Regions from separate parts of the Homo sapiens genome. Here region 1 is linked to region 2. Evidence: chromatin contacts called from ENCODE Hi-C or POLR2A ChIA-PET data. All regions are on one chromosome and are shown on one strand. The core of a region is the stretch at or near the end of the contact, and the rest is flanking DNA. Distances in the headings are between cores, read along the strand shown. Region 1 has its middle 52 kb from the start of NRAL. Region 2 holds the start of NRAL (NRF2 regulation associated lncRNA).

Evidence for each region. A loop is a pair of places that touch in the nucleus more often than their neighbours do. ChIA-PET counts read pairs that join two places held with the same protein, here RNA polymerase II (POLR2A). Pooled maps may share reads with other maps.
Region 1: a loop to region 2 is called in a pooled map, with 2.3 times the contacts of the local background. The contact joins the enhancer-like site here to the promoter of NRAL in region 2. A Hi-C loop is called at or near these places in 4 of 168 maps with a recorded cell type or tissue (endothelial cell of hepatic sinusoid, endothelial cell of umbilical vein, heart right ventricle and 1 more), 1 of 37 single-sample maps with no recorded cell type and 10 of 50 pooled maps. POLR2A ChIA-PET finds 5 or more read pairs at or near these places in 4 of 52 experiments (MCF 10A, PC-3, SK-N-SH and 1 more).

What each region holds. Positions count from the first base shown.
Region 1 is chr2:176,454,732-176,457,431 of GRCh38, reverse strand. No RefSeq gene overlaps it. Among named protein-coding and RNA genes, the nearest start is that of NRAL, 52 kb to the left of the region's middle. RefSeq lists silencers at 2,231-2,280, 2,197-2,491. Within about 2 kb of position 1,356, at least 9 of the 41 ENCODE cell types and tissues checked have a DNase peak (open chromatin) inside an H3K27ac peak, as active enhancers do; they include heart right ventricle and sigmoid colon, where a contact is called at or near this core.
Region 2 is chr2:176,506,362-176,509,090 of GRCh38, reverse strand. It overlaps NRAL (NRF2 regulation associated lncRNA), which reads left to right and starts at 1,389. Exons shown (of 2, transcript NR_186236.1): 1 at 1,389-1,591; 2 at 2,555-2,729.

The DNA.
Region 1 (2,700 bases), core at 107-2,606, 52 kb after region 2:
ATACAGAGGAAGAGGTGGTTTCTACAGAGATCTGGAAAGCAGGTGGCCTTTGGTCTAGGGCTTCAGGGAGGTTGTGGTTAATTCCATGGTCTCTGGAGTCAGACTACTCAGGGTTCTAATCCTGGAGTGGCCCCTTATTTGCTTTGGGAATTTGGGCAAGTTACTTCTCATCTGGCTCATTTTCTTTCACTGCTCAATAGGGGAAATTAAAAGCACCTACTTTATAGGGATGTGGTGAGAACTGAGTGAGAAGTTGGATTGTTGTGCTGGTTTAGTAGATAGTAAGCCCTCCATCAAGGGCAGCTGTTACTCAGGTCCTCCTTTTTAAGAGTGACCTGGGCCAAGCACTTTTCGAATGGCTAAAAAGATAAGGATCAAAACAACCTTCTAAACACCACAGTGCCCTGTGAAAAAATTGTCAGCCTCTTAATAATAGTTCATTGTGATCACTCATCCTACAACTATCTTCTGAAGCCTATCACAGTTACTGAAGCCAAAGTTTTCCTTTATGTAGCTGGTTTGAGATACCTTGTGAATGGCTTTAGAAAGCTCTCGAGCAATTTGGCAGTCCCTGTGTTTCCCTGCAATGGGCTATTGGAAACTCCACTAGAAAGCTGATCATCATTGAATACATTGGTGTCTTCCATAAGAATGATGTCAAAGATGGGGACAGTACTGCTATCTGTCCAGACTCAACAGGACACTAAAGATGGGCTAGGTTCCAGAAGAAGAGGAAACCAATAGGTTCTGTGCATGAAGAACCTACATGTGGCCTCATCTTAGTTAGAGAGGGTTTGGTTCACCATTTCACCTCCCCCCCACCCAACTCGTTTCCATTATATATTCCTGTATTAATGAAATTATGTACTTATTACCCATTTCCTTGGTACTCAAACTGTAGTGTGTATCAGAATAACCCAGAGAGCTTGTACAAACACAGATTCCTGGGCCGTATACTAAAGTTTCTTCCTCAGTATGTCTGGGATGGGGCACATTTCCATCAGTTTCCCAGGTGACATGATGCTGCTAGTCTACGGAACACAGAGAATCAGTTACCTATCCTAACAGCTGCTTAGGGGAAAATTTTTGTTTAAGGTTGCCTTTCCCTTTAAAACAACTGTGACAGTAGTAGAGCCTTTCAGATAATGTGTGACGCACGCAGCTTGGGAAGTTTCTAAGGGTGGACCTTCTGAGAGGCACTGATTCAGGAGCTGATCAATTGCAGCTGCTCTGATGAAATATCCTATAATCAGTGACTGCTTGTCTTCACAGACCTCCCTTAGCACAAAAGGTTCCCAGACCAGCTGCAGGCTCCCAGCTTCCTGGAGCAGAGCTGCAGCTGGACCTACTTCCCTCTATCCAGGGGACTTGTGGGTGTGTTAAGGGCCTGAGCAGCCTGGCCTCAAGGGTGGACTTCCTCCCCACTTCCTCCCACCTCCTGACGTCAGCCCTCCTGCCAGAACCAGCCTACACTGTCTGGAGGGCAACTGCTGAAGGTTTGGTTGCCATGGCAACTGATCCTCTATCCACTGAGGGGTAGAGGAACCCTGGTGTGTGATTTGATGGGTGGGCTCCACCATTTCCATTTCTCCAGATGAAAGTATTTCATCACTAGAAACTCCTTTTGCAGTAAGCACTTTTCCATCCACGAATCCCGTCTTACAATCCAAACAGTCCTTAGGAGGAATGTGAATTCTTTCATCAAATGGAGCCTGGTACCAGCCTCAGAGGAGAAATTGCCAGACCTCATCCACGAAGAGAGGCTGACAGCAGCAATGCTACCTCCTTAACAATTGCACCAAAGTCCTGCTGTGAGGTACTTGCTGAGGGTGGAGAGTGACTGCCACCACAACAAACTGAGGTTGAGACCAATAGCTCTCCCTACAGATGGTGACATTTTTTAAAATCTCATGATTAAAAAGCTGAAGACTAGGGATGATCGCCAAACACCTGACCAGTCTGCCATCGTGATGAATAAATGTCCTTTGAGATTGGAATCCTACTGAACAGCACACTTTGTTGATGTTTCAGGACAAATGCACCTTCATGTTTTATTTTATATTTTATTTTGCTGTCAGCTATTTTAAGATCTTGAATCAGGTTACACATAAAAGAACTAGAGCCAGGATGTTTGGGAAATTAACAGATGATATTTAGCAAACATTTTGACGGGTCATAAAGAAACATCTGGGAGAGATGTCTGGGACCACGAGTTGTGTGCTGGGGGAAGGAGGCCCCTCTCCAGCAGCTGCATTAGGTTTCTGGGCTGAGCTGAGCTAAATCTTCAGAACGGATGACCGTGCAGTTCAAAGAGTCCCCAGCAGGGGGCACCCTTTTGCAGTAAACTCTCTCGGTTTTATAGCTTTGCTCTGCAGCAGCCGACCTTACAGATAATTGATATTTTGATTTCTCTAACCCTCTGCTTCCTCCTTCAAAGCAGACACTCCCCTCTAGGAAGCCTTCCTCCCACCTCTTATGAAAATGGACATTTTGATGAGTAGTGGTTCTTATAGCAAGGATTAAAAGCAAAATCTGAGGAAAGATGACTGTCAAGGAAATTAAATATAGATTATGAAGAAGGTTGAATACATGCCCACAAAAGTTTCAAGATAGGCTTGCCTGATTTTCATGATCAACTCAAAGGGCACAAGACATTTCTAGACTGTCTCATAAAAGCCTGCATCAATAATGCATATGTGT
Region 2 (2,729 bases), core at 140-2,639:
CACCAAAATGCACAGCTAAATTAGTCAGAGCCTGCAGTAGGCAGAATATGGCCCTCCAAAGATGTTCATGTACCAATCCCCAGAACCTTTGAATATGTTACCTTACATGGCAAGAGGGACTTTGCAGATGTTATGAAGGTTAAAGACCTTGAGATGGAAAGATTATCCTGGATTATACAGGTGGTCCCAATCTAATTACAAGGGTCCTTAAAAGTGACAGAGAAAATCAGAGAGTCAGAGGGAGACATGACAATGGAAAAAGTGTCAGAGAGATGCAACCTATCTGTCTTTGAAAACGGAGAAAGGGGTGGGGTGTGAACCAAGAAATATGGACAGTTTCTAGAAGCTGAAAAAGGCAGAGATTCTCCCCAAACTCTGCCAACACCTGATTTTAGACCAGTGAGACCCGCATTGAACTTCTGACCTGCAGAACTATAAGGTAATATATTTATGCTGTATAAGCAACTAACTCTGTGGTAACTTGTTACAACAGTGATAAGAAACTAGTAGAGAGTGGGTGATATCTCACTAGAATGAGTTAAAAGTGTGGTTGGGCAGTGGTTTCCAGAATTTGACTGGTGTCCTTATAAGAAGCAAGGATTGAGACACAGACAGTTTATGACATATAAATAGGCTAATGTCTAAGATGGCATCCAAACTATTTTCTTTGTGTGTGTATATGTTTGTGTGTGTTTAAATCTGAATTTTAGTTATTAAACAAATGTGATTTCATAGGCAGTAGGGGTTCCTTGAGAGAGAAGTGTAACGTTCTACAGATGAGGATGGTTGGCTGCAGAGTGTAGGAGAAATACACAATGAATATCATGTACCTCTTTTCCCACTGGGAAAACAGAGATGATGCCCAGCAGTGTATTGTGGGCCCTGAGAAGCCACAGGGAGCAATGGCCTGGAGGCAGGCCTGAGCACAAGAACCTATGCATTTATTCTCTTTTCAGTTATCTGTGCCACTGAGAACATACCTGAGGAGACAGATAGGTTACCGAGGCTATAAAAACCCGAGATATGTGGTGTGAGACTCATTACTTGCTTTTACTGTCCAAACAATGAGGAAGAGTAATTTGTAAGTATTCTTTTTACAGTGGTGTTGGAAAGGAATTCTTCTTCCTCATTCTTAGTGGTAAAAAGGCACCCATGAGGATAAGTGGGAATTGCATCATGAATTTTTCCTTTGTCCTCAGCAGGATCCTGCTTCTGCATTTGCTAAAAGTGCGATTTATGTGAAATGGACTCCTATGCTCTCTAAAAGTTCACCTACTGGCACAGATCAAACAATAATAGCTGTGTGATAAAATACTTCTGCCCTTATGATGTAATGGAACTGCTCTAAATGTAAATGCTTCAAAGTTCTTTTCCATCTTTGCTTTCCCCAAAGTACAAACAATTTGCCCTTTTATTTTATTTTCCTGCAGACTTGCTCTTTGTACCCCTCCTTGGTTTATGTTCCTGGTGATCGGGTGTTGGGTTTGAAGAACTTTATATAGTATCACAAATACCTAGAACTGATGAGGTCTTTAAGAGTTCATTGAATCCTTTGTTCATCTAATTTGGGGCTTCACCCAAGATAGCTGAGGTATAAGATGTTTACCATACTCCTAAAGATGCACTGGCTTGGAGACTGACTATTATGGGCTGAATTGAGTCTCGTCATCCCTCCAAGTTTATACGCTACAGTCCTAACTCCCCAGTAACTCAGAATATGACTGTATTATTTCATGATACAGTCTTTGAAGATCTAATTAACTTAAAATGAGACCATTAGGGTGACCGCTAATCTAATTTGACTGGTGTCCTTATAAGAAGTGAGGATTGAGGACAGGCATGGTGGCTCATGCTTGTAATCCCAGCACTTTGGGAGGCCGAGGTGGGTGGATCACTTGAGGCCAGGGGTTCGAGACCAGCCTGGCCAACATGGTGAAACACCGTCTCTACTAAAAATAAAATAAAAAAAAAATTAGCTGGGTGCGGTGGCGGGAGCCTGTAATCCCAGCTACTTGGGAGGCTAAGGCAGGAGAATCACTTGAACCCGGGAGGCAGAGATTGCAGTAAGCCAAGACCGTGCCACTGTACTCTAGCCTGGGCGACAGCAAGACTCCATCTTAAAAATAAAAGTGAGGATTGAGACACAAACAGGCACAACAGAGGGAAAACCATCCGAAGACAGAGGAAAAGACGGCCATCTACAAAACAAAAGGAGAGGCCTCAAAAGAAACCAACCCAGGTGACATCTTGATCTTGGGCTTCTAGCCTCCAGGATCATAAGAAAATAAATTTCTATTGTTTAAAACTGGGTGGTTTGCTCACAGCATTAGCAAAATGATAGGGAAACTAAAGCCATTAGTTTGTTTACTGTTAGGAGAATTCTCCTAGGTCTTATAAAAATATCACTAGCTCTAAATAGTGGACTTTTATTTTGTCTTTCATGGAAAGGTTAGCAAGTTCTTTAAAAATATCCTGAATATATTAAGGGAATGTGGAGTGTTATACATAGAAGGGGTATACAGACTACTATTTCAACTACTTCTTTTTTTTACAGATGAGGAAACTGAAAGCCAAAGAGATGAAATGACTCTTCCAAGGTCACCTGCAAGTTGGCAGCCAAGCAAAGATGTCCTGTGTCCAGGACACAGGTCCTGGACCCCTGGCTCTTTGCTTCCTTATATTAGAACAACTCGAAAAATTTCTAAAGAAACCAATGCTGGAAGGTATAA